Regions from separate parts of the Homo sapiens genome. Here region 1 is linked to region 2. Evidence: chromatin loops called from intact Hi-C (ENCODE). Cell type or tissue: left ventricle myocardium inferior. All regions are shown on one strand. Each heading gives the region's core, and the rest is flanking DNA. Links, peaks and the distances in the headings are about the cores only. Region 1 overlaps LOC105371953 (a long non-coding RNA gene). Region 2 holds the start of LOC105371953 (a long non-coding RNA gene).

Region 1 (16,146 bases), core at 6,367-8,866, 60 kb after region 2:
AGTTAAAACTGGGTATTATGAGAGCTCACCTGATTTTTGGTTCTTATGCAGGTGTTTTTTTCTGTGTAGATTGCTGTTAAATTGGTGTCTGTGCAGGGGGTATGATCAGTGGAGCCTTCTATTCTACCATCTTGCTCTGCCTCCAATCCTTTTATTATTATTATTATTATTATTATTATTATTATACTTTAAGTTCTAGGGTACATGTGCACAACGTGCAGGTTTGATACATAGGTATACATGTGCCATGTTGGTATGCTGCACCCATCAACTCATCATTTACATTAGGTATATCTCCTAATGCTATCCCTCCCCCAGCCCCCCACCCCTCAACAGGCCCCGGTGTGTGATTTTCTCCACCCCATGTCCAAGTGATCTCATTGTTCAATTCCCACCTATGAGTGAGAACATGCAGTATTTGGTTTTCTGTCCTTGTGATAGTTTGCTGAGAATGATGGTTTCCAGCTTCATCCATGTCCCTGCAAAGGACATGAACTCATCCTTTTTTTTTTATGACTGCCTAGTATTCCATGGTGTATATGTGCCACATTTTCTTTATCCAGTCTATCATTGATGGACATTTGGGTTGGTTCCAAGTCTTTGCTATTGTGAATAGTGTCACAATAAACTTACATGTGCGTGTGTCATTATAGCAGCATGATTTATAATCATTTGGGTATACACTCAGTAATGGGATTGCTGGGTAAAATGGTAATTCTAGTTCTAGATCCTTGAGGAATCACCACATTGTCTTCCACAGTGGTTGAACCAATTTACACTCCCATCAACAGTGTAAAAGTGTTCCTATTTCTCCACATCCTCTCCAGCATCTGTTGTTTCCTGACTTTAATGATTGCCATTCTAACTTGCGTGAGATGGTATCTCATTGTGGTTTTGATTTGCATTTCTCTGATGATCAGTGATGATGAGCATATTTTCATGTGTCTGTTGGCTGCATACATGTCTTCTTTTGAGAAGTGTCTGCTCATATCCTTTGCCCACTTTTTGATGGGGTTGTTTATTTTTTTCTTGTAAATTTGTTTGAGTTTTTTGTAGATTCTGGATATTAGCCTTTTGTCAGATGGGTAGATTGCAAAAATTTTCTTCCATTCTGTAGGTTGCCTGTTCACTCTGATGGTAGTTTCTTTTGCTGTGCAGAAGCTCTTTAATTTAATTAGATCCCATTTGTCTATTTTGGCTTTTGTTGCCATTGCTTTTGGTGTTTTGGTCATGAAGTTTTTGCCCATGCCTATGTGCTGAATGGTAATGCCTAGATTTTCTTCTAGAGTTTTTATGGCTTTAGGTCTAACATTTAAGTCTTTAATCCATCTTGAATTAATTTTTGTATAAGGTGTAAGGAAGGGATCCAGTTTCAGCTTCATACTAGCTTCAAATAATTATCAAATCACAGATAAATCATGGAGAGTTAGTTTATTTCAACAAATAAGCTCTTGCCTTAAGCAAAGGTAATACCAGTAACTATATCAGGAACAGGACGTGTCCTGTTTGTCAAATTTATAAATGTTACTTTTGTACGTTTCTCAACACTGGCCAGCAAGCAATTTAGTTCACATTTGCTTTGATTTATTTCCTCAGGGAAAACATGCTGCTTCTTCAAAGACTCCAATTTCAGATGGCAAAATGCATGGAAGCTGAGATGGACCTTCTGGAGTTTTCGATAAACCACTGTAGCTCAGTCAGAGGTCCAATTATGATGATACCCACACAGCCCGGTCCTCCCACAGCCTACATCCAATCCTCTGAGGAAGCTGAGTGGCACTGCCTTTATTCACCACAGATGCTACAGAATCAGCAGGTGAGAGACAATAGCACCCCCAGCTACGTAACCTGCTTCAAATACTACAACCATCTGTTCTATCTTTGGACATTTTATTTCTGGGCTTGAAAAGCAACAAATGCATTCCATACTTCAATGGTATATCTAAAGCAATTGACTTTTCTTGTGGTGTATAGTTACCTGTTTCATTCATGAGGGACCATCTCTCTTTGTTTATACCTTTTGGAAGCAGGATTCCTCAGAACATTAGCATGCCCTGGCTTGGTTTGAAATTCTACATCAGCAGCTTTCATTGGAGCCAGGGCAAAGTCAGTAAAATAAAATTCTTCTACACTGAGAGAGGGAGTAAAGTAAAGTTATGTGCATCAGAGATAGACATTCTCTCTGAACATGCTGCCCTAAAAGACTTCAAGGGCTTATTTTATTTTATTTTATTTTTGAGACGGAGTCTTGCTCTGTTGCCCAGGCTAGAGTGCAGTGGCATGATCTCGGCTCACTGCAACCTCTGCTTCCTGGGTTCAAGTGATTCTCCTGCCTCAGCCTGCTGAGTAGCTGAGATTACAGGCACCAGCCACCACACCTGGCTAATTTTTGTATTTTTAGTAGAGATGGGGTTTCACCATGTTGGCCAGGGTGGTCTAGAACTCCTGACCTCAAGTGATCCACCTGCCTCGGCCTCCCAAACTGTTGTGATTACAAGCGTGAGCCACCACGCCTGATTTCAAGGGCTTTTAAAAGCTAAACTTACCATGTCTCTGCATAGCATGGCCAGTAAAAGTGGGAGCTTATCCATTAGCCACATCAGGAACACTATCTTCTTAACTGTAGTGAAAATTTATTAAAAATGACCTTGTACATTGAACAACTCACCCGCACATCACATTTTGCTAAATCCAGGTATGCAACAGCGGGGTTGTCATGGCATAATTTAAAAGCTACTACAGTAATTAAAACTTAAGGAAGCCATAATGACAACTATATTCTTCTGGAATGTCATGGACTAGATTGAGGGAACAGGGGAGTGGCCCAAGAGCCCTGCAACTGAGGTTGGGTGGGCCTCAGGACTCATCTCCACCAGCTGCCGGCATGTTGAGGCACCACAGATGGAGCATCTTCTCCCTAAGATAGCCAACATCCCGTTGCCCCTATTTTCTCTATTAGTCAGTTCTTACACTACTATGATGAACTACCTGAGACTGGGTAATTTATGAACAAAGGAGTTTTAATTGACTCACAGTTCTGCAGGCTTAAAAGGAAGAATGACTGAGAGTCCTCAGGAAACTTAGAATCATGGCGGAAGGTGAAGGGGAAGCAAGAAGCAAGCACCTTCTTCACATGTTGGCAGGAGAGAGAGAGTGAGAGAGAGAAGAAAGAGGTGCCACACGCTTTTAAATGATCAGATCTCATGAGATCTCACTCAGTATCATAAGAACAGTGAGGGAAGAATCTGTCCCCATGAGCCAATCATCTTTTATCAGGCCCCTCCCCTGACACAGGAGGATTACAATTTGACATGAGATTTGGGTGGGGACACAGAGCCAAACCATATCAGCCCCTCTACGGACTGTGGCCCACAGCTAATTTTATTTTACTTGTGGTAGCACTATCACCTTGGGAAAGTAATTTGGGTTGGTTTGTGGTGAGAAAAGGAAATGGGGCTTATATAACTAAAATTTATTCCTCTCTGATCTAATGACTTCCTCCTCTCCAACCTAACCCTGAGCTCCAGCTAGAAGCCTTTTTTCTGCAGCCCTGGAGTAACCAAGTCCTATTTTCAACCTCATAGACTATCCCATTGTATAGTCCTCCCCACATTCGTCCTCCTCAGTCTACCTCATTGATGTCCAGATGTGCAGGTCCTCTCAGCTCCATCCTATCTCCATCACTCATTTGTCTCTCCTTGCATTCTACTTTTCTGTCTCCTGTAACCACCTCCTGTGTATGTGCCCAATCCTTGCAACCCAACTGCAAGCTGCTGGAGAGCAGAAGCCATTTCCTGTGTCTGTTCTCCAGAAGTATTTGGTAAATTAATACATGAAGGTAAGATGCCAGGAAACTATCTACTTTTTTTTAAACCTTGCTTAAGATAGTACTTAAAGAAGAGTTCACCTTTTTAGAGTAACTGGATATTTTGACTGCTCACTTTGCTACTTGAGTCTGGACCAGTCATAATCCTGACTGGGAAGAATTATGAGACTTGTCCGGTATGCAATATGTATGTGAATCAATAATAAGTCACATTGGTGATGTTCTTATCCTCACTTTATATACCAGTTTGAGTAACTTGGTTCTTATTCCCACTGCTGTGTTTAAGTTCCTCTTCTGTGTCGATACCTGTTCTACTCAACCCAGCTCATTCCTAGGACTAATTCCTATAGTATGTCCCTGCTAAATATATCCAGACCTTTGTGACACTGTCTGCCCAGCTGTATCTCTTCTAATTGACTTGTTTTTCTGTTACACCAGATTGTTTATCAGTAATATTCTGATGCATAGCAAATCCTCCCACAGTCAGAGGCATGAAACAACAATGTGTTATCACTCGTGATTCTGTGGGTTGGCTAGGATCAGCTGGCTGGTTCTTCTGCTGACCTCACCTGGTTCACCTATGCATCTCCAATTATCTGTCTGTTTGACTGGGACTAAAGGGTCTAAACTAATCTCCTTTACATGTCTTACTTTTAGACAGAGTTAATTGCTTTCAGATCAAAACTGTTGTAACACCAAAGTGTCATAGCTTAGGTTGGCATTTTCTGGTACCCTCCATTTGTTCAGGTCTTCATCAAAGAAGCTTGGTGGAAGTTCCACCTTAAGATTTGTTACATATTTGTCCAGCCCATCTTACCAGGCCTGACAAGACTACTAGAATTCAGAAAAGAAGTATTTATATAATAAGCATGTGTCCAGGGCAGCTCATAAGTGGTGTCTTTCAGTAAAGTTAGATGGTAGGCAAGGTGCAGCAGAATGTCACTGAGGAAACTGCAAAATATAGCCTAATCAAGAGAACTGGTCAGAATTACAAGAAGTGCAAGGGAACTCTGATTTGCAAATTTATGTGTGTTTATACAAGTAAAATATTTTGCATCAGGAAAGCCTCAAATGAATTAGATCTGGAGCCCTTTCTTTGCTCTATGATCTAATTATGAATATATTAAACCACTACTTGCATCCTCTGTACCTAAAACTAGTACCTTTTATACAGCCTATAATTCTCCTTAGATGTTGGCTATTTTAAGGAGAAATTTAGTCATCCTAATTGCATAGTTTCCAAAGTTAATGATTTCCTAAAACAAGGGAATCATTAGTTCATATTGCTTTCCTCTAACATCTTTCCCAAGTTTAAATGAATGTATATACTAATGGGTATTAAAAGTAAATTTTCAGAAGCATTTTCAGGACTGGCATCTGCCTCAGACATTTATGTTCCCTTTCAGGAAGGAAGACTGTGAAAAGGAAAAATGCACTCTTTTAAGGTAAGTATCAGTGAGTAGATACATTAAGCGCCTGTGCTAGTGAAGCAATCAACATAATCATATTTACATTAATTAGAACATAAATGGAACAAACCAAATTTCTTTTTTATGCTATTTTTATGTTTAACTTGGCATGGAAACATAGAATCTGGGGAGATTCTTTCTCAACTTGAATACATAATCGACACAAAAATAATAGGATAAAAACTTTAGAAGGATGTTAGAGTAATATGAAAACATGAATTTATAAAATTGAGCCATCTTAAGAGGGAGAAGTTTGCTTTGGTAAGAGAATAAAGATCAAGTAAACTTTCTCTACCATGACTAAGAGAATGAAATAAACCAGAGGATTTTGATACAATTATTTTTTGGATTTTATTTTTACTTTTTGGCAGAGGTGGAAGGTAGGGAGAGAGTTGTCTAATAGAAATGTCCAAGGCCTGTTTCCTTAAGATTTTTAAAACACATCTCTAATATGAGTGAGTGCATTACTACATAATTATCTAGGCCTTCATGGAAACTCTATGGGTAATTCCAGGCCCCAAATGGACATTAGACTAAATGATTTAGATCACCTGTACTCACTCTAATGCGTTCAAGGTGAGTTAGAATAAAAAATCAGGGAATTTTAAAGAACTATGTTCTAACAAAGTTGAAAATTAACTTTTGTGCAGCTGTACTGTATTATCTCAAAATCTAAAGATTGCAGAGCAAATTTCAGGATTTCAGAGCGAACTGTGACTCAAGGATAAAAATCTGTTCTCTTTGTTTCCTTGGCATTGCATAGTCTTTTAAATGTCCCTGGTTAGAGGAGTTAGGTTAGTTGATAATAGAAATGTGAAATAAAATCAGGGGAAGCACAAAACAAGAGAAGGTAGCTATGAAACTTGCAGTAACAACTTTGTACTAGAAAAATATCCAAAAGGCATAGTTTATGTGAATACAGAACACTTTTGAAGTCAGTAACTAAATTACAAAACAAGTTCAGCTTCTAGTAGTTAAAAATAAGGATTTTTAGGGAAACTCTTAAAACAATGCCCCACACTTTGTCTTTATATCACACTGACCATAACTCAATCTCACAGCCACACTAAGGGATCAGAGGATAGGAGATGCAGACTGTGCATGTGTGGTAATTTGCCCAGCAAAGAAGCCAAAGTTCTACAACAGAGCAGGGGGAATATGGGTATTAGGAGGCAGCTAATGGTCTTTCCTATATTTCTATTCCACAACTATTCTTGAAATATATTCCTTTTTGACTTCTAAAATGTAGCTGTAGGGGAGAAAGACTAACATCTTTTCTTCACCATCACTAGGTTCATCACTGAGACCCCCATAACAAAAGATAGGTTAGCAAGAAAAAAGCATATAAATATATTTAATGTAAGTTTTACATGACACAGTGTATTAGTCCGTTTTCATGCTGCTAATAAAGACATACCCAAGCCTGGGTAATTTATAAAGGAAGAGGTTTAATGGACTCACAGTTCCACGTGGCTGGGAGGCCTTACAATCATGGCAGAAGGTGAAAGGTATGTCTTACATGGCTGCAGCAAGAGATAATGAGAACCAAGTGAAAGAGGTTTCCCCTTATAAAACCATCAGATCTCATGAGACTTATTCACTACCATGAGAACAGGATGGGGGAAACCACACCCATGATTCAGTTATCTCCCACCAGATCCCTCCTACAACATGTGGGAATTACAGGAGCTACAATTCAAGATGAGATTTGGGTGGGGACACAGCCAAACCATATCATTTTGCCCCAGCCCCTCACAAATCTTTTGTCTTCACATTTCAAAATCAATCATGCTTTCCCAGCAGTCCCCCAAATTCTTAAATCATTTCAGCATTAACTCAAAAGTCCACAGTCAAACGTTTCATTCAATACAAGGCAAGTCTCTTCCACCTATGAGCCTGTAAAATCAAAGGCAAGTTAGTTATTTCCTAGATACTATGGGGGTACAGGAATTAGGTAAATACACTCATTCCAAATGGGAGAAATGGGCCAAAACAAAGGGCTAAAGGCCCCGTGCAAGTCTGAAATCCAGTGGGCCACTCAAATCTTAAACCTCCAAAAAGATCTCCTTTGACTCCGTGTCTCACATCCAGGTCATGCCGACGCGAGAGATGAGCTCCCACGGCCTCGGGCAGCTCTGCCCCTGTGGCTTTGTAGAGTATAGTCCCTCTCCTGGCTGCTTTCATGGGCTTTCATTGAGTGTCTGTGGCTTTTCCAGGTGCATGGTGCAAGCTGTCAGTGGATCTACCATTCTGGGGTCTGGAGGATGGTGGCCCTCTTCTCACAGCTCCACTAAGCAGTGTCCCAGTGGTGAGTCTCTGTGGGAGCTTCAACACCACATTTCCCTTCTGCACTGCTGTAGCAGAGGTTCTCTGGGAGGCCTCTGCTCCTGCAGCAGACTTCTGTCTGTACATCCAGGAATTTCCATACATCCTCTGAAGTCTAGGCAGAGGTTCCCAAACCTCAATTCATGACTTCTGTGCACTCACAGGCTCAACACCATGTGGAAGCTGCCAAGGCTTGGGGCTTGTGCCCTTGGAAGCAATGGCCTGAGCTGTACCTTGGCCCCTTTTAGCCATGGCTAGAGTGGCTGGGATGCAGGGCACCAAGTCCTTAGGGTGCATATGGCAGGGGGGCCCTGGTCCTGGCCCATGAAACCACTTTGTTCTCCTGGGCTTCTGGGCCTGTGATGGGAGGGGCTGCAGTGAATGTCTCTGACATGTCCTGGAGACATTTTCCCCATTGTCTTGGAGATTAACATTTGGCTCCTTGTTACTTATGCAAATTTCTGCAGCAGGCTTGAATTTCTTCTTAGAAAATGGGTTTTTCTTTTCTATTGCATCGTCCAGCTGCAAATTTTCTGAACTTTTATGTTTCATTTCCTTTTAAAACTGAATGCTTTTAACAGCACCCAAGTCACCTCTTGAATGCTTTGCTGCTTAGAAATTTCTTCCCTGATACTCTAAATCATCTCTTTCAGGTTCAAAGTTCACAAATCTCTAGGGCAGCAAAATGCCGCCAGTCTTTTTGCTAAAACGTAGCAAGAATCACCTTTGCTCCAGTTCCCAACAAGTTCCTCATCTCCATCTGAGACCACCCAAATCTCATCTTCAATTATAATCCTCATAATTCCCATGTGTAGATGGCAAGACCTGATGGGAGGTGATTGGATCATGGGGGTGGTTTCCTCCATGCTGGTCTCATGATAGTGAGTTCTCACAGGAACTGATGGTTTTATAAGTGTTTGACAGTTCCCCCTGCACATGCATACTTTCTCTTACCTGCTGCCATGTAAGACGTGCCTCTTCACCTTTCACCATGATTGTAAGTTTTCTGAGGCCTCTCCAGCCATGCAGAACTGTGAGTCAATTAACCTCTTTTTTCTTTTCCCTTTTTTTTTTTTTTTCCGAGACAGAGTCTTGGTCTGTTGCCCAGGCTGGAGTGCAGGGGCATGATCTTGGCTTACTGCAGCTTCCACCTCCACCTCCTGGGTTCAAGCAATTATTGTGCCTCAGCCTCCTGAGTAGCTGGGACCACAGGCATGCACCACCGTGACTGGCTAATTTTTGTATTTTTAGTAGAGACGGGGTTTCACTGTGTTGGCCAGGCTGGTCTTGAACTCCTGACCTCAAGTGATCTACCCACCTTGGCCTCCCAAAGTGCTGGGATTACAGGCATGAGCCACCACGCCTGGTCATAAACCTCTTTTCTTTATAAATTACCCAGTCTCAGGTAGTATCTGCAGTTTGAAAATGGACTAATACAAGGAATATAAGTAGATTTTACTCAGTGTAACTTGATTGGGAGTTGAGATAATAGTGGCTCTTAATTACAACCAGAAAGTAGAATTTGGGGTTTGTTTCTGTGTTCGTTTGAATTATGTTTCTTTACCTTGAAGATCAAAGAACCGTTATTAGAGATTTCTTTAATATCAAGTTATGTCTGAAATAGGCTCATTTAAAAGCAAGGTTTGTATTGTAATAAATCCTGGTATAATAGAAATTTCAGAATATTTTTCACATTTTCATAATCATTCATTTTAATCACTAATGCCAGATGCCTTGATCATTGAGAGAAAAATATAAAAGAGAAATGAGTTAAAATATTTTGTGGCCTCATTTAGGTTTGAATGTTTATGTATATGTTTCAAGAATTACATAAAGTATACTTAGCCCAATATGTACTGGTACAAACTGTAAAATAGTCAACTATTGCTTCTTTAGCACATTTTCTAGAAGCATATTTTTATGACAAAACACTCTTTGTTTAATATTTACAGAGTATAAGGCTTTGGAAACTTTTGATATATGTGTGCTTTCTTAGAAGTAATAAGTCAAATAATTGGATAGATATTCAATTCAAACAATTATAATTACTCTAACAAATAGTATATCTATTCGCCTAATAGTTCTGAGACCTAAATTGAAATTAAGATGTTGAGGGGATAGATGGTTATTAATTGGAGGGATCACACATATTTTAGGTAAATTTCATAGATAATAGAAGATTCCAAATATTTACTGTTTGAAAAGCAAAAACAAATGTTAAATCTGGTAAAGTTCAAAGAAGTTCAAAGTATTAGCATAAGCTTATTGTTCTAACTACGAGCAAACAGAAGAGGCACCTTGTTTTGAAGTTACGTGAAACTTCAGAAAAAAAGGCCAGTATTCTCACATGTCAGTTCGAATACCTACCAAAGAAGGGAGCGCTGTGAATGAGTAACAATGGGAGGCAGAATGATGACCCCCCAAAGAGGTTCATATCCTGATCCCTGGAATTTGTGAATATGTTACATTACATGGCAAGGGGGAATTAAGGTTGCAGATGGAATTAAGGCTGCTAATTAGCTGACCTTAAAATAGGGAGACTACCCTGGTTGATTGGAGTGGACCTAGTATAATCCCAAGGACCTTAAATGTGGAAGAGGGAGGCAGAAGAGTCAGTGTTAAGAGTGATGCAATGTGAGAAAGACTCTACTCGCCATTGCTGGCTTTGGAAACGCGATGGGGCCATGAAATGTAGGCAACCTCTAGATTTTGGAAAAGATGAGTAGAGGAATTTTCCCCTACAGCTTTCAGAAGGAACCAGCTCTGCTGACACCTTAATTTTAGCCAAGAGAAACGGGTTTTAGATTTTTGACCTCTAGAACTATAAAATTATAAATTTGTGTTGTTTTAAGATGCTAAGTTTGTGGTACATTATGTCTTCACTTATCGTCATTGGTAGGTTTTTGGAAACTGTGACTTAAGCAAAATAGCATACAGCAGACACTCAATATTGTTTAGTTCAATATCATTTTGTTATAATGTTGTTAAGAAAAAATTGGTTTTGTTACACTTCATTTCTCTTAAAGTCGCAGTTTCCAAGAACCTACTGACATTGCTCAGTGAAGACTAACTGTACTTGTTACAGCAGCAATAAGAAACTAAAACGACAACCAAGGTGAGCTCTCTGAATAGAAATACACCAGTAATGGAAAACAATAAAATTTCCAAGTGCTAACATGAACAGGATGAAACAACTCCTAAAATTATTATCTTCCACTCCCTCTGATAATAATTTCATTAGATTGAACATCTAGTAGTTATTTGGAGTAATAAGTAGATATAAAAGACAGACTAGATGACTGACCAGCATTCTTAAGCTGTTTACATCTGTTTAAAAATGAATGTAGGAATGAGAGAAAACCTCATTCCTTGGAGTTTTGTTAGTGTGTTTCAGCTGATGAGAACCTAATGATTCCTTCATGAGCAAATGAACTGGAATCTGAAGATAGACAAGACTGTGTCTGTGGAATTGCTTTTGTGAACACTTATCATATGGGTGTCCAACATCCAAACTTCCATTCCTATTGACACCCTTATCTTCATTTTACAGAATTCCTCATACTGTATAGTCTTAGCAGTTAGGGCTTTCCAGAAAGACCAAGAGTCTCTATCCTGGCAGCAGCAGTAGACCAGCCTGTGGTCATGGTAGGTCTCAGTGGTGGAGCCACTGCTCAAACCTCCAAAGTTCACGTCTTCCTACGTATTTTCTAATCCTGGACCTCCACCTTCCCTTCATTCATTGAGTCCCTGATATCAGTCCAGTAACTTGTCTTTTGTTTAAATAAATTAGTCTGTTCCTACAGCTTCTAACCGGGAACAAAGCAGATACCCACACCAAGGAACTTCAACCTTTAAATAGCCTATACATGCTGACAGCATAAGATTTTATTCTGTTTCTAAAACTGCCAATTGACTGATGACTGCCATCCTAATAAACAATTGTAACCGCATAAACAAATATTATTACCTAAATTTATTCTCTGCAATCAACTGCACAGTTCATTTCTAAAATAAAAAATTCTTTTACAATGACAAAATCACAAAGAGAAGACTGACATATTTGACTATCAAAATATTTATACAATTTTTAAAAATAAAGAATAAATATTTACGAAAAATCAGTTTGAGAAAATGCTTAAGTACAAAAACAAGGTATATGCACCTGTATAAAATAAAGAGGTTATGTAACTGTCCCCCAAACATTCAAGATCCAAGAAACAATTCACACTTGATAAAATACAAAAAGTTCCAACATTTTTGAAAAATATTTGGTCTTGGTTTGATATAATCAAAGGAATAAAAATTAAAGCATCATTAAGATATAATTTTGTATCTATTAAAATAAAAAATGTTTTAAAGTATTGACACATAATTTTGATGATATGGTGAAACAAATATATTTATATACAATTACAGAACTATAAAATTGTGTCACTGGCTGTTTCTGGCTGCAATAAGATAATTTTTGAAAGTCATAAAATATTCATAAGTAGTTAATTCAATAGAGAAAGAACAGCTACCCGGACAAAGGTATTTATTACATCATTATCAAAAATACTAAAAATCTATAAAAGATAGGATGGTAGGGAATAGTCAAGTAAGTCATAATACAATATCTAACAGAATACTATGTAGTTATTGACAATAACAATTGTGGAAACATTAAGACTACTTAATTATAGGAATCTTAAAAAGAATAAAAATTACAACCATATAATCTTTATTCATTAAAAAAGATTAAAAAGGAATATTTTAAAAACTGTGTTTAATTATCAAAATTGTGAGATACTTTTTCATTAAAAGTGACTTTAATGTGAGCCAGGCTCAGTGGCTTACGTCTGTAATCCCAGCACTTTGGGAGGCTAAGGCGCGTGCATCACTTGAGGTCAGGATTTCAAGACCAGTCTGGCCAATATGATGCAACTCTGTCTCTATTAAAAATACAAAAATTAGCTGGGCATGGTGATGTGTACCTATAATCCCAGCTACTCCGGTGGCTGAGGCAGGAGAATCGCTTGAACTTGGGAGGTGAAGGTACAGAGTGAGACTCCATCACAAATTAAAAAAAAAAGTGAATTTAATGTGAACACAGTTTTGTAATAATAAGAGAGAAAATGATAGATCGGTGATGAAATTAATGTAAAAATTGGAAACTTCAAAGGCATAATCGAAATTTTAGAAGATTTGTCTCCTCTATTATTAGGTCAGTCAAAAGACATGGATTAAACATAACAATAAAATAACTCTACCAAGTACATTATCTTGGAGAATGTTAAACTCAGAGTCTTGTATTTTTCTTATTTCCCAAAGAATTCCAAGTTCACGATTACTCCAAATCCAAAAACATTCAGAGTGTGGACTATTATATTGAAATGAACCAAATATAAAACGAACCATCCTGTCTACACAATTTAAAAATGCTTGTTTACATTATATTGCAAGCATAAATCATATACCCTTCATGTAAGAAGGGTTATTGTGTCAAAGCTTGAAGATAATATAGAGATATATAGAGAGACAAACAGACATGCAGAACGTATACTACAATTATAACCATCAAGAAATGCTAAATTACTCTTTTGAGTGACTTTGAGTAACAGGCATCACCCCTCTTACAAAGCAGATGCAATAAACAAATTCTCTAGTTATCCATTAGTAAGGAGAATTTAGAGGATGTTAAAGAATGGGGAGATCTATGCTTTCATTTGACATGGACATGTGTCAAATGTAAAATGATAGGATTTTAAAAACATACTAAATGTGCATCTACAAGCTGTCAGATCACAGATGGAAAACTGACCACAAGGAGATCATTCATATGTAAATTCTAAATAATTTACTCAAGAACATGGCTTGCGCTAGAAGATATTGCCAGTCAGTCCTCTCTGTACATTTTTATGTACCTAGCCTGACAGCCCATCTGTCTCTAGTTCCCTTCCTTATCCCAATAACATTCTATATATCTCTCAAACACAAAGAAGATTAGTAAAGAAAATGACACAGGCAGGGCTAAATTTTAAAAGCCTATTTTTTCCTTACACAGTAGCAGTGATTTATAACAAGATGAAAATTAGCCAGAGAAAACAAAGTATGTTCTTCCTCATGGGTCAGTTAGACCAAGGCTTGGAACATGCGGACCAGCCCAGTAGCCAATGCAATTAGTTGATCAATACGAACTCCTGTGTGCCACTTGGCCTTCTAAGGGCTGACGCTACAATGCATTTCCTTAGGCCTGTGTGGTAACCAAGTGCATGACAGGTGCAAAGCTGTGCTATGGAATAAGCTCAGAGACCATTAAGAATATCCTAAGAATCTCTAATTTCACATGTTATTTAACTCATGAATAGTGGGATCACTATAGCACAGTATTGTACTTAAAAATAATTATTTAAAAATATATATGAAAACTATATTTCCTTTAAACAACATTCCAGTATAGCTTCTGATGCTCTCTGTCATTTATTACTGAGCAGTAGGAAGTCCAAATAAAATATTGGGCAAGACAAGGAAGTAATTGGATTGTTTTGTATGAAGGACTTTATATATCACTGCATATATCTCAAAGTGTTTTCACATGGCTCCTGTAAAACTATTTGGGCAAGTATTAAGGATCTAGACTGTTTTCCTCAGGTAATAAGGAGGAATCAGGCATCAAGAGTTGAGGGAAATGTCCAGGGTCACAGAAGCAGAGTAAAATAGAAGCTGTCACAATTCAAGGATCCCTTCACTTCATACTTGATATATATGTTATATTTATTATATTGAATATATGTAATAATTACAATTTAATTTTCTTAAGATAAAGATATTCAGCATTTATATGTGCTACTAATCAAAGGTATGTTAACCCGTAGGTAACCTCCAAGAAGCAGATAATAATCCGTATTGAGTCACCAAATCAAAGAATCTAGAATTTATAAATAACTCTATCCAACCTCACCTCAAAAATATAAATCCCCTCAATAATATACTTGATACATAACCTTTTTGAAATGTGCTTCATTAAGTCTGGATACCTGTTTGACTCGGTTATAACAAACTCAGTGACGATAAGTCCACTTTCTCCCACAGTTCCTCCAACTGCCACTTACCTATTCACTTCTTGTGCTGGTTAGACATAAGTTCACCATAGTGCTTCTTTTAATGTTTTATTTTCTTTCTAAAGAAAAAAGTACAGAAAAAATGAGGTTTAAGTTCATTAAACAGCCCAAATGTTCATCAACAAGTTTATAGTTCAGATAAACTTCTAGTTAATGCCAACTAATCTATAGTGACAGAAAGCAGAGCAGTGAAATCTGAGTACAGGGCAGGAAACAAAAGAGAGGAAGGAATTAGAAAGTGTCATGAGAAATTCGGGGAAGTGTATGTGTGGTCATTATGTTTCATGGGCGTTTATATGTCAAAACTTGTTAAACTGCACACTTTATATATGTGTAGTTTATATGTAAATTACACTTCAATAAAACTGTAAAAAATAAAAATTTATAAGTTTTATTTTTAAGAAAAGGAGACCGCCAACAAGGTCTCAGAAAGTGAAAATCTCTCCTTCTGGACCCGATTTTTGTGTTCTTATGAATGTGGAATCTATATCTTTCATTTGACTTGGCCATTTACACTACACTGACTGCAATAAGTTATTGCTTACTCCTTTTAGCCTCTTCCCTAATACACTATGTAGAGAAAAAAAAATAGACCAGATGCCACAGAAAATGACAAAGTTATGTGGAATAAATAGTTCCTGCTGTCAGGAAATATGGTGGCCCTATGCTGATGGAGTATCTCCATACTAAATACCCACAGAGATTGTCTCTTTCCATCTTGCCCTTGAGAGTTTGCCAATTTGGGCTGGAAGGGGGATATCTGCTTTTTTCATTCTAGAAGATTCCCTATGAAGAAAACTCCGCCAACGAAACGGTACCTTTTTCTTGTGTCTACAAACTCTTACTAAGCATTCTCTATGTGAAATTTTCCCAAATAGTAATTCCCAGGATCCAGAATTTGGGACACTGCACACTTGCTTAACACATATCTTTGTGCAAGGGCATGCTTCTCCTCAATTTATTGTGGTTCTCTGTTAACATAAATCCCCATTGCATGTAAAAATGGGACCCAACAGCTTTAGTCTCCGTCAAGTCTGTTACTAGAATATGCTCTGCCTTCTTTTATCACTCACTACAGAAGGCTTGTGTTAAGCAATTTTGCCACAGAACAGGGTTGACTCTAACGTAATTATCACAGATATCGATTGTGAATGATCTTTTTCAACAGTTGTGAACAGATACTTTCCATCATTAGAGACAGTAGTTTATTAACTGCATATACATGTACTTGTGCTGCTGCCTAGAGCAAATGTAAAGGCTCCTCTAAGTAAGATCCAAAATATCCTAACCTTACTAGATCTTCAGGAAGTTGAGGACAAAAAGAATTCTTCATAACTCATTCACTTATTATGTCCCAGCAGCTCGAGAAATGCCTTGGGAATGACTTATTTTGGAGGCATTGAGTGTTCTGGCTTTGAGACCCATA
Region 2 (16,146 bases), core at 8,025-10,524:
TGTAGGGGGATGCTCATCAGGGCCTTGAATTTTTATTGTGTCTTAGTTTGAAATTACGCAGAAGATACTAAGACAAGGATTTGAGTGCAAGCTGTTTATTTGGGAGGTGATTCCAGGGAACTCTGGTAGGGGACTGAGGAAGGGAGACAGAGCAGGGGAGGAAGGCAATCGTGTTGTCAAGCAAGTTACTATGGTGTGATAGTTTCATCCCATGGGGATCTCTGGGCTGCATGGAGAACATGGAGTTACCCTCACAGAGCGGCAGGGAAGCTGAGGCGTTTATCCTCATCCAACAGTGTCCCAGGGCTATTTCTGGGGGTAGTACTTCACTTCCAGCTTGCCCTTGCCAAGGTCCAGCAAGAAAAATGCTCTCAGACAAGAAGACACTGGTGTTCCTGGTAAGCAGGCTTCAACATGTAGGTGGAGGTGGGTGCTGGGGGCTGTGAGCAGGCATTGAGAGTATTTGTCACACACTCTTTCCTTCCTAGTTATTTGTTTTTCTGGTAGACATTTTTCTCAGTTCTTTGGTATCTGTCTTGCTTCTTTCTTTTCCCGTGGAAAATATTGCAATATTAGCGGTGAAATATACATGACAAAATTTACCATATTTACCATTTTCAGTGTACAGTTCAGTGGCATTAAGTACATTTACGTTGTTGTGCAACCATCACTGCCATCCATCTCCAGAATGTTTTCATCTTGCAAAACTGAAACTCTGTACCCATTAAACAGTAACTCCCCCATATCTCCTTCTCTCCAAGGCAGTCACTTTTCTATTTTCTGTCTCTAAGAGTCTAACTACTCTAGTACTGCATATAAGTGGAATCATATAATATTTGTCTTTTTGTGTCTGTCTTATTTCACTTAGCCTATCTTCAACGTTCATCCGTATTCTAGGATGTGTCAGAATTTCCTTCCTTTTTAAGGCTGAACACTATTGCATTGTATGCAGATACCACATTTTATTTATCCATTCATCTATTGATAGCCACTTGTGTTGTTTCCACCTTTTGATATTGTAAATAATGCTCCCTTGAACATCGGTGTACAAATATCGGTTCAAGTCTTTGCTTTCAATTCTTTTGGGTATAAACCCAGACTTGGAATCATAGAGTAATTCTATTTTTAACTTTTTGAGGAATGGCTATACTGTTTTCCACAGCATCTGTACCATTTTATATTCACAGCAGCAATGCACAGGAGTTCCAGTTTCTCCACAACCCTCATCAATAATTTTGTTTTTTGATAATATCAAAATGGATATGAAGTGTTACTGTTTCTTATAACTTACTTTAACCTTAATTTATCTCTGTTCTTTAAATATGTTCAGTTCATACCAAAGCATGCCTTAAAATATTTGTGTGAAATTTTGTTGAGCCCAAATGCTGTTTTAGGACAAAATTTACTTATTCTGTCATAAATTGTCACATCATTTTAGAAAATTTGGAAAATATAAACACGTACAAAACAGATAAAAATTTCACTTATAATTTTATGAATTAAATACAACTGATGGAAAAGATAATTTAATAATTTATTCAACAAATACTTAGATGATGGTGACTTTTAAAGATTGGGCTCTAAAGCCAGACACTATAGTTAAATCCCAACTCAATATATGGCTGACTTTGAAGTTATGTGACCTTTCAAAACCTCAATTTATATACCCATAAAGTAGAATAATAACTTAAAGTTGTGGGGATTAAATATTCATTATGTAATGGTGAGCAAAGATAGACCCAAGGCCTACCTCTGTATAATAGTCTAATGAGGAAAGAGATATTATTAAAGAGATCACTGTAATTAATATATAATCAGAAACTAAGAAAAGTTCTGGGAAAGAATAAAAACATTGTTCTCAGTTTAAAAAGGCCTGACCTAGTCAGGGGTTTCAGAAGGCTTCCTTAGGAAGTGGTGGTTGGAAGGATCTGAAGATTGAGAAGGAATTACATGAATAAAGAAATTGACATAAGTCTTGTTGTCGGGGGTATTGTAGACAGAACAGTTTTATAATGGAAGAGAGTAGAAAATACAGGAAATGGCATTACATTCAATCTTGGGGAGTCAGAAAATGATTTATAGAAGAGGAGGTATTGAGTTAATTTTTAAGGAGAAGGAAGATTTTGCTGGACAGAAATTTGAGGAAGCAGGCAGTGCACTCCAGGCAGAAGGAACACTTCAGAGGCTTTCTTTCCACTCTGTAGAAGTCTGCCTATCATTTGTGTAGTGGAAAAGGGTAGCAGTGATATGTTAAGGTGGAGAAGTAGGCAGACGCCTGACGAGGGATTCAGAACCATGCAGAATTTAGACTTTTATCTGTGAGCAACGGGAAACTATCTGAAGGAATCATGGAGGAATAGGACCGGATTTGCATTTTTGAAATATCACTCTGTAGTAAATGTGAAAAATGGATTGGGAGTTGAAGTGAGTTTGGAAGTAGAGAAAGCAATCAGGGGAATAAGGCAATTATTTTGATAGTCCTTTTGAGAGGTGACAGCATGCTGGCAGCCCTCGCCGGCTCTGGGTGCCTCCTCGCCGGCTCTGGGTGCCTCCTCGCCTCGCGCCCATTCTGGCCGCACTTGAGGAGCCCTTCAGCCCGCCGCTGCACTATGGTAGCCCCTTTCTGGGCTGGCCAAGGCCAGAGCCAGCGCCCTCAGCTTGCGGGGAGGTGTGGAGGGAGAAGCGCGGGCGGGAACCGGGGCTGCGTGTGGTGCTTGCAGGCCAACGCGAGTTCCGGGTGGGCGTGGGCTGGGCGGGCCAGCACTCCGAACTGCTGGCCGGCCCGCCAGCCTCGGGCAGTGAGGGGCTTAGCTAAACCCGGGCCAGCAGCTGCGTAGGGTGCGCCGGGTCCCCCAGCAGTGCCGGCCCACTGGCGCTGTGCTCGATTTCTCGCCAGGCCTTAGCTGCCTCCCTGTGGGGCAGGGCTCAGGACCTGCAGCCGGCCATGCCTGAGCCTCCCCCCGCCCCCGGCTGTAGGCTCCTGCGCGGCCCCAGCCTCCCCGACGAGCGCCGCTCCCCGCTCCACAGCGCCCGGTCCCATCCACTGCCCAAGGGCTGAGGAGTGCGGGCGCAGGGCACGGGACCGGCAGGCAGCTCCACCTGTGGCCCCTGTGCGGGATCCACTGGGTGAAGCCAGCTGGGCTCCTGAGTCTGGTGGGGACTTGGAGAATCTTTATGTCTAGCTAAGGGATTGTGAATGCACCAATCAGCACTCAGTGTCTAGCTCAGGGTTTGTAAATACACCAATAGACACTGTGTCTAGCTAATCTAGTGGGGACGTGGAGAACTTTTGTGTCTTGCTTAGGGATTGTAAACACACCAATCAGCACCCTGTCAAAACAGAGCAATCAGCTCTCTGTAAAACAGACCAATCGGCTCTCTGTAAAATGGACCAATCAGCAGGATGTGGGTGGGGCCAGATAAGACAATAAAAGCAGGCTGCCCGAGCCAGCAGTGGCAACTCGGTCTGGTCCCCTTCCAGAGTGTGGGAGCTTAGTTCTTTCGGTCTTTGCAATAAATCTTGCTGCTGCTTACTCTTTGGGTCCACACCGCCTTTATGAGCTGTAACACTCACTGTGAAGGTCTGCAGCTTCACTCCTGAGCCAGTGAGACCACGAACCCACCAGAAGGAAGAAACTCTGAACACATCCGAACATCAGAAGGAACAAACTCTGGACGCGCCGCCTTTTTAAGAACTGTAACACTCACTGTGAGGGTCCGCGGCTTCAGTCTTGAAGTCAGTGAGACCAAGAACCCACCGATTCCGGACACACTTTCAGAATGTGACGAGGACCTGAGGTAGAGTTGTGACTGTGGGGATGAGCAGAAGGGAGAGTTTTGAGAGACTGAGAATTAGAATAAAGTTTTATGACCCATGGGAGGTGGACGATGAGGAAGAGAAATGTAGAATAAAGTAGGTTTTCTGTCTTGGTGACTGGAAAGATTGAAAGTATGATTTAAAATAATCCATGGCTTCAGGGTTTAGTGAAGTAAGCATGGCCTGTTTTTCTCTTTTTGAAAGTAGTGGGGAAAATGGAGACAAAGGATTTCAGTTTGGATACGTTGACTATTAGGCGGCTGAAGGCTCTATGCCAATGTGGAGGTAATGAGAATTCTCTGGGCTGGAAATGCAAATCTGAGAGATATCAGTACGTAGATGGCAGTTGAAGCCCGTAAGATGTTTTTTCTTGCTCTTCTCTTCTCAATGCGAACATCTCACACATTGTGTTTCAGCTGAAAAGTTACTTCCCCCAGCAGGCTTTCTCTCATCCCAGAGTAGATTAGGTGCTCTCCTCACATACGGAGCTGAGCCTTATGAATACTCAGCACTCTCCTTAAATGTTTGTCTTCCCAGCAGCGACAGTGAGGGCAGGGACTGTCCCTTCTGGGTATCCAATGTCTAGCAGACTGCTTGACACACGGGAGACTAACATATATTAAGTAATACATGTTGATTGATTGATTGAAGAAATCAATGAAAAAGATTGTCCAGGGAAAATGAGTGCAGTGAAAGGAAAAACTCTCAGTGTCAAATTGGGAGGGAGATTAAATAAGATGGTCTTTTAAAGTGTCTTTTAAGAGGAAATTTCTGATCTTTATCACTAATGTTTGTTGTATTTCCTTTTGACCTTTTTATTGGTGTGTAGTTAAACTCAACATAGTTATTCCAAATTATACAAAATGCATTATTTGCCACTTAATATTTTAACGAGCATTTTTCTCATTGTTGAAATGCCTCTATTTTTAATTTAGGTTTTCTTTTATTTTTATAGGTTAGGCGGTAATTTTGTAGGCCTTTTTTGCTATATAGCAGTGAATTTTATTCATACAGGGATGGTTTCAGAATTACCATCACCTTGTCCTTACACACTTGCTCCTTCACATGTGCAGAGTCATCTAACGATGTGACGTTACATATAAGATTCAGATGTCAACATTTTGGAGCCCATCATAAGGTGGAAGAGACAGACATGCACACAATTAATTAAAAGAGAGAATAAAAAGAATTCTAACAGTAGTCTATTCTAAGTACTATGAGTCTAAAGTGAGGGAACGCCCTATTCATTTTTGCTAAAGCTAGATGCCTGCCATCAGGATGATATTTTAAAAATTAAAGGCAGGTATGTCTTTTTTACATAATATAACATTTATTTTTGAATGGGTAATGATCTTTTTTGTTAATGCCCTTAACTGTAAGCTTCAGACCATATGTTTTCTTACCCTTGTGCTTACAAGGAAGGGAAACTGGGATTTATTAATGAATTGTGATGTGCCTGGTGCTGTACTAAGTGAAATTATTCATATCATTTACTTTTTAAATGTAAGTGTAGACTCATGTATGTTTATTTTCTGTTAATACTTTGGGTTATAAATTAGTACTACATTATTTATTTTGTTGCTTAAATTTTTCTGGCTTTGGCCATTCAGGGTTCTTTCAGGTTGGCTCCAGAGTCTCCTTGACATGCCCCCAGCCTTTTTTTTTTTTTTTTTAATCTATTCTAGATGTATTAAAGGCTTTATTTTTTATTTTTATTTCTACATTATCTATTTTTTTAAAATTAATTAATTTATTATTATTATACTTTAAATTTTAGGGTACATGTGCACAATGTGCCGGTTAGTTACATATGTATACATGTGCCATGCTGGTGCGCTGCACCCACTAACTCGTCATCTAGCATTAGGTATATCTCCCAGTGCTATCCCTCCCCCCTCACCCCACCCCACAACAGTCCCCAGAGTGTGATGTTCCCCGTCCTGTGTCCATGTGTTCTCATTGTTCAATTCCCACCTATGAGTGAGAATATGCGGTGTTTGGTTTTTTGTCCTTGCGATATTTTGCTGAGAATTATGGTTTCCAATTTCATCCATGTCCCTACAAAGGACATGAACTCATCATTTTTTATGGCTGCATAGTATTCCATGGTGTATATGTGCCACATTTTCTTAATCCAGTCTATCATTGTTGGACATTTGGGTTGGTTCCAAGTCTTTGCTATTGTGAATAATGCCTCAATAAACATACGTGTGCATGTGTCTTTATAGCAGCATGATTTATAGTCCCTTGGGTATATACCCAGTAATGGGATGGCTGGGTCAAATGGCAGAGACACAACCAAAAAAGAGAATTTTAGACATGCCCCCATCCTTTTTTCGTTTGTTTGTTTTGTTTTTGTTTAATTCAACTTTTATTTTAGATTAATGGTGTACACAGGCAGGTTTGTTATTTGTGTATATTGCATGATGTTGAGGTTTGGGGTACAAATGATCCTATCACTCAGATACTGAGCATGGTACCCAACAGTTAGTTTTCAACTTTTACTCCCATCCCAACCTTCCCCCCAGTCCCCAGTGTCTATTGTTGCCATCTTTATTTCCATGAGTACCCAATGTTTAGCTTCCACTTATAAGTGAGAACATGCAGTATTTGGTTTTCTGTTCCTGCATTAATTCACCTAAGTTAGTGGCTCCAGCTGCATCCGTATTGCTACAAAGGACATGGTTTCATTCTTTTTTATGGCTGTGTAGTATTTCATGGTGTATGTGTAGCACATTTTCTTTATCCAATCTACCACTGATGAAAACCTAGGCTGATTCCATGACTTTGCTATGGTGAATAGCACTGTGATAAACATGTGAGTGCCTGTGTCTTTTTGGTAGAAAAATTTGTTTTCTTTTGGATATATACCCCATAATGGGATTGCTGGGTTAGATGGTAATTTTGTTTTAACTTCTTTGAGAAATCTCCAAACCGCTTTCCACAGAGGCTGAACTAATTTACATTCCCACCAACAGTGTATAAGCATTCCCTTTTCTTTGCAGCCTCACCAGCATCTGTTTTTCGACTTTTTAATCATAGCCATACTGACTGGTGTGAGATAGTATCTCATTATGGTTCTGATTTGTATTTCTCTGATGATTAGTGATGCTGAGCACTTTATTTATATATTTGTTGTTGTCCATTTGTATGTCTTTTGAGAAGCATCTGTTCATGTCTTTTGTCCATTTTTAATGGGGTTGTATTTCTAGTTCTAGATCCCTGAGGAATTGCCACACTGGCTTCCACAATGGTTGAACTAGTTTACAGTCCCACCAACAGTGTAAAAGTGTTCCTATTTCTCCACATCCTCTCCAGCACCTGTTGTTTCCTGACTTTTTAATGATTGCCATTTTAACTGGTGTGAAATGGTATCTCATTGTGGTTTTGATTTGCATTTCTCTGATGGCCAGTGATGGTGAGCATTTTTTCATGTGTTTTTTGGCTGCATAAATGTCTTCTTTTGAGAAGTGTTGTTTTCTTATTCAATTGTTAAAGTTCCTTTTAGATTCTGGATATTAGACCTTTGTTAGATGCTTATCATGAATTACGTTGACCAATTGCTTTTCTCCCAACACTTAGCTGAATAGGGTCTCTAAGGCAAAAAGGGAATAAAGAAGTAGCTCAAAGGGGACATTTTGGAAGCTGGGGTAGAGGGCATGTTGTGGAGCAAGCATCAGATGGCGCTGTTGGCTGTGAAGAGGGATGTGGGGGCCTGGGAATTCCAGCTGCAGAGGCTGGAGGGGAGTGCCAGGAGGAGGGTATCTTGAGGCCAACAGCACCCCTCCTTTGTAACATCCCCTGGTGTCAACTGACAGCATAGTGATTCTTAAAGAAAACTAGGACCTTGAAAGGTGACTTGTAGATGTAGAACATCCATACATACTATGTTCGTGTCCAATGAAGCTGTTAATTTTTCCATGCCAATGTTAAAATGATATGACATAGAAAATGGCACTTGTAGATAACCTCATACTTTCTGTTTATGAATAGTTTTACCCTCTTCCTCTCCTCTCCTCACTAAGTCTTTTCCCAGATCTGTTACATGAGATAAAAACAGCTGACTTGTGTCCCAATTCTCTTTAAATGTCTTGTGGCAGCAGTAATGAGAGATAATGAACACCCCAAACTGTTTCCAATTAAAGGAAGGAAGAATATGATAGCACTTGAGTCGTGTTCTTCAGTTGTTTTTCATATGTACATCTGATCTTCTCAACCAAGGTAGTGGTTTCTTTTTCTGTCTCTCACTGAGCATGTCACCGGAGTGCTGTGTATAGAGTAAGGCCTTAATAAATATGTGTTCAGTTGACAGGAGCAGGAGCCAGGGGCTAAGCTGATCTCACAGTATAATGTCAGCTTCTGAATAATTGAGCATGGTCTGTGTGATTAATGTATTTATGTATTCAGCTGGTATTAGCAATATCCTCCCTGCCACTTTCCTGCCTGTGTCTGTCATCTGTCAGCCATGCATTTGTAGAAAGACTCTATAATGGGTGCTTGTTAATAAAACAAGCAGGAGAAGGCTTGTGCTGAAATAAAGGTGTTAGGGAGTTATTGATTTGAAAATATTTAAACAATTCATGTAAATGTTCTGCTTCATATGTATACATGGAATGTATATATAGACCATCAACAGTTTCTCAGTATCAACAGCTGAGATTTAAAAATGATATCCTTATGAGATGGTAAATTGACCAGAAACTATATCAGCCAAGGCTAGCTTTTGTTGCTGTTGTTATGTTTCTTAGGAATGTAACACACAGTTAGTAAAAAAAAAAAAGGTCTCCATTCAAGGTCATAAATGATGTCTTATTTAATGGAAATGCATTGTGAAAAGCAATAAGCAATGATTTCCTGTTAACTACAATGATCCCAGCTGGAAAACATCACTAGAAGAAATTATAAGTAACTCTTCTTTAGTTACTAGGAAGAGAGACAAAACATTTTCTTGGATGACTGTTCTGTATTTTTCAATCCCAGGAGGTGGAAGCAGGGGTACAGCCAATTAGGATTATTCAGTTTTTTACATGCACACTAATATAGAAAGAATCTTGTTGGTCAGATCCACTTAGATTTAGCTAGATTATGTACAACAATACCTAACAAGATACTCAAGGCAGCACGTTTTAGCAAAAGGGTTTGTATGAGAATTGCTTGATTCACACGCATTGTGGAGGATAAGTAATGTTTATGAAGCAGATATAGTAATCTGTGCTTACACTGTGAGCTTTTTAAACCACATCTAGAAATTTGGCATCTGTCCACTGGCCAGAAGTAGTTAGTCATCCCTAATGGAGCCCATGTCGTTTTGTTGGTGCAGTTCTCTGGGGTTCTACTTGATCCTGATTTCTGGATCCATTCCACAATGTCTTGATCTATTTCTTCTGAAATGCTGGCTGCTGGACTCTAGAGAATTGTGGTTCTTGTTGCTAGGAAAATTGTCGGGATTTTAATATTCTCACTGTGGGTTCTTTTGGGTCAAGTCCTTACTGCTACAGGCCTTGCTAAACCCACCCTTCTAGGTTTATTGTGGGGGCTGTCCTTGCCTTTGCTGGTGTCTTTCTCTACTCCATCCTCAGCTATCTGGAGAGTCTTCTATTCATGCACTTGTGGAATAGAAGGGGTAATATTTAATTCTTCTGTAAAAGAAATTTTTTTTGCAGAGAAAGATTTGCCGGAAATATCAAACGGAAGACTAGCTCCTTCAGAAAATATTTCTGACTTAGTCTGAGATCTGGGAACAGGGACTCCTAGATTTCTTTACTTTCGCACATTCATAATCATAGCTATACTATGCTACTAGGATCAAAGGACCTTTCACCAATCCTGTCAGTCGAGCTACTTAATGTGTGAGTTAAACTTTCTAATAAGATATATTTTATTCAACCTTGTTCATTCATTCAATTTTAGGGTTACAGTTCTAAAAGCTTCCCCTTTTTGTGACTCCTAGCTCCTGCAATTTCACCATTCAACTCAATGTTGGACCAAGATGGACGCCTGACTCAAAGGCACTAAATGCATTCACTGGCTAACAGACAGTCAGATTCTTTTTCTGGGAACTTAAGGGATTCAGAAGAATCATTTGGTAGTGACCAGTGGCTGTAAATATAGCTACAAAGACTTCACGCTAGTGGTTATGTTGGAACTTTGGTTGGCTTAGCATTGGTCAGATTCCAACTGCAATAAAATGACCCAGAGAGTCTGGTACTATGATTGGTACAGTAAGCGATTCATTTTTCCACCAGAAATAGGGAATAGAAAACAACAATAAATGTCACCGCACACTTGCTACTATTAGAGAATTTGATGTATTATTTACCTGTCTATTTACTGACTTTTCTTCCCTGTGTTAACAGTTGTAAGTCAAAGAGGCTAAGGTTATTTGAGTAAGTAACCTGAGTTTTTTAGATGCAAGAATCATGTACCCATTTCTAGAAAAATGACAAAGAAGTCTCAAGGTAGGCTAGTTTTGCAATATGCTTAAATTGAAACTGGACAGCCACCTAGCATTATAAAGCAATTTTGCTAAGCTCATCTATCGCTTGAGAGAAATGAGCTGCAGGATAATGAAAAAACACTGGGAGTCTTTGAAACAGCAGAGCATAGTTCTTTGGAAAAGGAACACCAGGTCAGTTTGGAAGAACGTCTTGGGTAGATCATCACTTTCATTTGATATCTAAATAGTAGTGCTGGCGGTCCTGTTCCTCAGGGCAGAAGGTAAATGCCTGAGGAATGGAAGGCTTCTATTCCCCTAAGAATGTGAAGACTTTATTCCTAGAGGCTGTGAACTTAAGTACAGTTAAATTAAATGGAGACAATAAAACTTAAGCCAAATGGGACAGTCTCAAAAGGAAGAAATCTATTTTATGGGGGAAAATAATGGCTACCATTTATTGTGTGCCAGTATGTGCTGAGAATGGTATTAGGCAACTTTAGATTATTTCTATCCTCACAGTAAATATGCAACATAGGTACTATTATGTCTATTTTACAGACAAGGAAATTAAGGCTTAGAGAGATTGTCTCATTATTTTTGCTAGTAAATGGAATGAAAACCCAGGCCTTTTGATTCCAATGAGAGTCCTGAAAGAACCTCACTTTGTTAGGCTCTGGAGGATTTCTTGTATTTTGCAGTAAAATACAGAACAGAAGATAGGTCATCTGTACTTTATTTTTGGATAAACGGGAAAGTATGTAACTGGGTCCTTAAATATATCCTAAAACAAACAATAACAAACAAACTAACCAACAAAAATACCATTTCTTGACTAACCTTCCTAACAGCTGATTTCATTATGCTTCAATCAAAAGCATTCACTGAGTCAGTCACCTATTGGAGGAAGTCTATACTATTTAGATTGGCATTCAAAATCCTTGGCCTGAGTGACCTCTGAAATTCCCAATATGGTCCCGTCCCGTCCCATCCCATCCCATCCCATCCCACCCTACCCTACCCCACCCCACCCCACCCCACCCCACCCCACCCCACCCCATCCCATCCCATCCTGGTTTTCTAGATGCTTCACTAGAAAACCACTGCATTCAGATCTGTTTTTCTGCTTTTTCTGTTTTCTATTTCTTACCACCACCAGCCATCACCACAGCTTCCACTGCCATCTTTGTGAAACATTCCTCATTTGCTTCATTCTTGCCCAAGCTGGTATGGCTATTCAGTGGCACAGCTAGTATTTAAGTCCAATTTCATCTGATCCCGAAGTCTGTTCTTTCTGCTCTGTTTCAGGAGCTCTGCTTTTATTAAAGGATGCTGTTGAATTTTCTCTTGGATGATAGATATAGGTTTTGGTTACCTGTTTTTATTTCCAGCACTTTCTACTGTTAAATTCTGATATGTTTTCTTCCAAGTGAGAGAAATAGTTTCCACCTACTGTCATGCCTAGCAGGGAGATTTCCTCAGGATTTTTGGATGGAGCTTAGAAGTAAAATTACTCTAAAAATATTAATTTGAGCCATTGGGGTAAGAGTAGTTCTAACGCAGGAGTCATATAAATGAAAGATATTTGCAAGTCTTATAGAAATAAAAATTTCTTACCTGCCTAAGTTAAAGAAAGTGAAGTTTAAGTTATACAAGCATACTAGTGGCTTTAAGTGATGTCTTATGTCAAGAACAACTTTTACTGTTTATGAGATTAGATAAGAAGCACTTGGAGTCAGAAAAACTTTTGTTTACACTCAAGTTTCTATTTATTTGTGTAATTCTGGAACAATTATCTCTGAGCTTCAATTTCCTGATTTTTAAGGTGGGGATAATATAACTAAGTAAGGTTCAAATGAAAATTCATGTGGAGCACATTGTGATTCATAAAACACAATACAAATATAAGGTGTAGTAATTATTATTGCTAGGAGATTTGAGAGAGAATGTATGAGTCTATCTGAATACAACTCACTTGCATAAAAAGTTTGACTGATTATCACACCCCTAAGGAATTATTACTGTCAGTTTTGTTTGAACAATTACTGACTGATCAAGGAAAAATTATGAATCAATTTCAATAATACACATTATTATTAGCTTTCCCAAACTAATTTAGAGCACAGAGGTCCCTCAGTGTTCAGAACTCATAACATTTATTGTTTATAACCATGGTTCACAAAATTTGACTACACCTCAAAATCACAGGAAGAAATTAAAAAGGAATCCTGGATTCCATGCTGAGATACTGTGGATCCATGTTTTTCTTTTTAACTACTTGATGATCCAATTTACTAACCTGGTTTGGCATATACCACTGGTATATGCAAATCTTTTGATAGCCAGTGATGGTTTATCTTAGACATGGTCATTTTTCATGTTTTAAAAATGTTCTCAGTTATGTTGTGAGCTTTGCGTCTCCACATAAAGTGGCTTGCACTGAGTAGTATTGCTGATGATGTTTACATAGGGAAAAGTACTGGATTCTTCACAGGCCGTTTGTACATCAATTATTTGAAGAGATAATAGCAAGTTTTTAATTATTCATGACACATACTTAGAAAACTTGGAACTTGAAGAAACTATAGAAATTATCTGGTTCATTTGTCTTTTTTTTTTTTTTTCCTGGATAAGGAAACTTAGGGCAAGAGAAGTTAAAAGGCTCATCTAAGGTGACCATACTTGTCATCCAGGACTAGAATTCCCAGATCTTGTCTTTTTCCTTGATTCATGGTAATTGTAGAAGGCATAATTAAAAGGCACAAATAGACAAATCCCTAATCTTAGAAGGACCTCGAGCTTCTCTTTTACTAGAATTCTTAATAAGTGGCAAAATGCACAGAGTACTTAAAATTTTTTTTCTCTTGAATAATATATAGTAGATAGCTATGCAAGCATCTTCAAAATTCAATAGTCAAGGAAAAATAATTGGAATCAGCAGTGTTCATACCTTCAATTTTTTTGTGTTTTTTTTTGGTTCTCCCATATATTACTCAGCATGGAAATTACTGCAGTATTAATCCCCTCTAATGTCATTAATGAGACCAGTTCCTACTAAAGTGAACAAATTGGGTATTAGATGCATAATAAAGACCACACACGGAAGCAAAAGAAAATCTCAACCTTTCTAAATAAAATAGTTGAGGTTTCATGAATCCATACATAGGAAGAAATTTCTCTTGTATAAATTTTTAAAAATAGACTAGTTATGTTTCAGGACTACATCTTCCTCTTAAAATGTGAAATTCCTTTTAGCATAAATGATCTGTTTCTTTGTTATTCTTACTAAACTCTTCATCTTTTAAGGCATGGATCACGTCATTTTTATATTTGACCTTCTAGTACCTACCTCATGGCTGACTGTCAAGAGATCATCTGTTGAAACAAACTGATGAGGGAAGAAAACAAAAACCTTGAGAGCTGGAGCTAAGCAATATTTTTTTTAACTTTAAAACTATTTTTATTTCCAGTAGTATCCTAATGAAAGTGTTTTTGTACTAAAATGTATTTAGAAGTTGGTTTGTTTTTTAAAATTAAACTAAATTTGATTTAACTTTTGACAATGAAAGACATAATGATCAAGATATGTCAATTGAAAGGTTAGAAATGAGATGATTTGAAAGAGGTTATATTGAAAAACCGGCTGCTAAGATAAAAATAACAATGAAGGGGCTAAAATTCACTCTTTTAATTATTGCAGGCATTGACCCAGGTGATGAGAATATAACCATGAACAAAAGAGTTCCAGTTCTATGTTCTCTCCAGGGAGAAGATAGAATATATATATATTCTATATACATATTCTCTATATATATTCTCTCTATATATTCTCTCTATATATTCTCTATATATATTCTATATATAGTGTATATATATTCTATATATTCTATATATATAGTGTGTATATATATAGTGTATATATATATACACACACACACAAACACATACTATCAGGTGGTAACTGTTAGGAGGAAAAAAGTGGAGTGAAGGGATAAATGACAATTAGGGAAGAGGGCCCATTAGGTAGGGTGGCCACAAGAACTTCTCTGAGGAAGTGATATTTAAATCAGTGAAACTGTGGTCACTCAACATGAGTAATTTTTGGGTTAATATATACAATTAAGTTTACTCATTATGATTTTGATATTATATAATAATATATACAGTTAAGTTTATTCTTTTTTAGGTATAGAATAATCAAATATTTTTAAAAGTGGAACATATTTTTATTTTAGATAAAATATTTAGAACATATTTATATTTTAGAGCTCACCTCTTTATTACAAATCCTCCCATTTTATAGGTGGGAGGTAACTGAGGTCTGCTTTAGACAAAGACTGCTCAGGTCACTTAACTTTTTGTTGACTGCTCACTAGAACCTGGTTTCCCAGTCCTCAGGCCAATGCTTTCTTCACAATATCAAGCTCTTCTCTCTCAGGTTTTGTATTGGAAACCTCTAAAGATCTGCATGATTTTGGCCCAAGAGGATGTAGGGAATAGGGGAGACAAAATTTAGTTCCTTTATAGAGACAACAAGAATAAATTATATCATGGACCAATTCTGTGTAGTTAAGCCTCAGCTGTGCTTTCTTAGCACAAATTGGTAGAGCAAGCTCTTTTTCTTACTGGATGTTTTCTTGAGCTGATGCCTAGTTACTAGTATCATGGAGCCCCTAAGTATTGAGGCCTTGAAAAATTCTCGTGATTTACTCTATTCTTACAGAATAGATGACTCTGCATCTCAGGCCATTCCTGTTTGCTTTTAGGTAACATCTGGCTGTTGATTTAAAAAAAAAAAAGGTATCATGAAACCCAGCAAGGTCAATCAGTCAACTAGAGGCTCAGCTTGTTCATATTATGTCAATTGTTTCTGCTTTAACCTTCAGATTTAAATGTAGTAGGACACAAGAATCTATGCTGACAGGATAAATCAGACATTTTCTTCTTCACAGTGTTACCAGTTTGCTTATATTTCTTCGAATGTCATCAATACCAACATATCATTGAAAGAAAAAAATTAATGAACTCAAATAGTTTTGGGGTCTTATTTGAAAGGTTTAAGTCAGTACTAATGGGATCTTGATGTTGTAGTTCTCGTCCACTACAGCGTCCACAAAAGCATAGTTTAACACCTTCACCTATCAGCTATTTGGTATCTGAGAACAATCTAGTAGGAGGAAGGACAAGGACTTGTCTTAAAGTTGTTTTTTCATCGCAAATATATTGTTTTATCTTAACCCTGTTCATTTATTTCACCTGGCTTGATGCTGTGTTTGCATAATAAGAATCCTATTTTTTTTGAAAAATGAATTGTCAGTATAGCAGAGTTGTTAACGTGGTTTCTAGTGCCACATTATGTCTGTTCAAATCCCAGTTCTATTTTATCCTAGAAGTTTGACCTTTGGCGAAATTTTTAAGTTCTCTTTGCCTCAGTTTTTTCATAATGGAGGCAATAGTAGCATTTATTTTGTGCAAATGTTATAGAAATACAAGGAGTCACTAAGTGTGAAGCATTTAGATCAGGGCCAATAGAAATATGCCTAATGAATATTGGAAATTTTTATTTTATCTGAGGTTGTTGATAAGCTTGTTGTGGGAGGAGAGTACTGAATGAAAGCTGCCAGTTTTAAGCTGTTTTCTCTGGCCACTGTCTGTGCAAATTTTTTGAAAATAAGTTTTACTTTGTATATCTAAAGCATACAACATGATGTTCTAAGATACATTACAGTAAAATGATTAGTGAAACAAATAAAGGTACCCATCATCTCACATAGTTACCCACTTTTTCCTGTCTGTGGCAAGAGCAGCTATAATCTACTCATTTAGCAAAAATCCTGAATAAGATACACTATTCATAACTATAATCCTCACATTGTACATTAGCTCTTTTGACTTG

What was found. A loop is a pair of places that touch in the nucleus more often than their neighbours do. Peaks named below come from ENCODE experiments on the same cell type or tissue, not always from the same donor. Only the 100,000 strongest peaks of a DNase experiment are listed, where the experiment ranks them.
Region 1: a loop joins it to region 2, with 4 times the contacts of the local background. A loop is called at or near these places in 6 of 110 quality-filtered maps.

What each region holds. Positions count from the first base shown.
Region 1 is chr18:1,157,583-1,173,728 of GRCh38, forward strand. LOC105371953 (a long non-coding RNA gene) reads left to right here. Exons shown (of 7, transcript XR_001753318.2): 3 at 1,597-1,816; 4 at 5,233-5,271. It also overlaps the pseudogene SLC25A3P3. Among named protein-coding and RNA genes, the nearest start is that of LINC00470, 190 kb to the right of the region's middle. In left ventricle myocardium inferior, for the core only: no CTCF peak of the experiment used is centred there; no DNase peak of the experiment used is centred there.
Region 2 is chr18:1,095,550-1,111,695 of GRCh38, forward strand. It overlaps LOC105371953 (a long non-coding RNA gene), which reads left to right and starts at 3,456. Exons shown (of 7, transcript XR_001753318.2): 1 at 3,456-3,798. In left ventricle myocardium inferior, for the core only: no CTCF peak of the experiment used is centred there; no DNase peak of the experiment used is centred there; H3K27ac peaks cover 474 bases.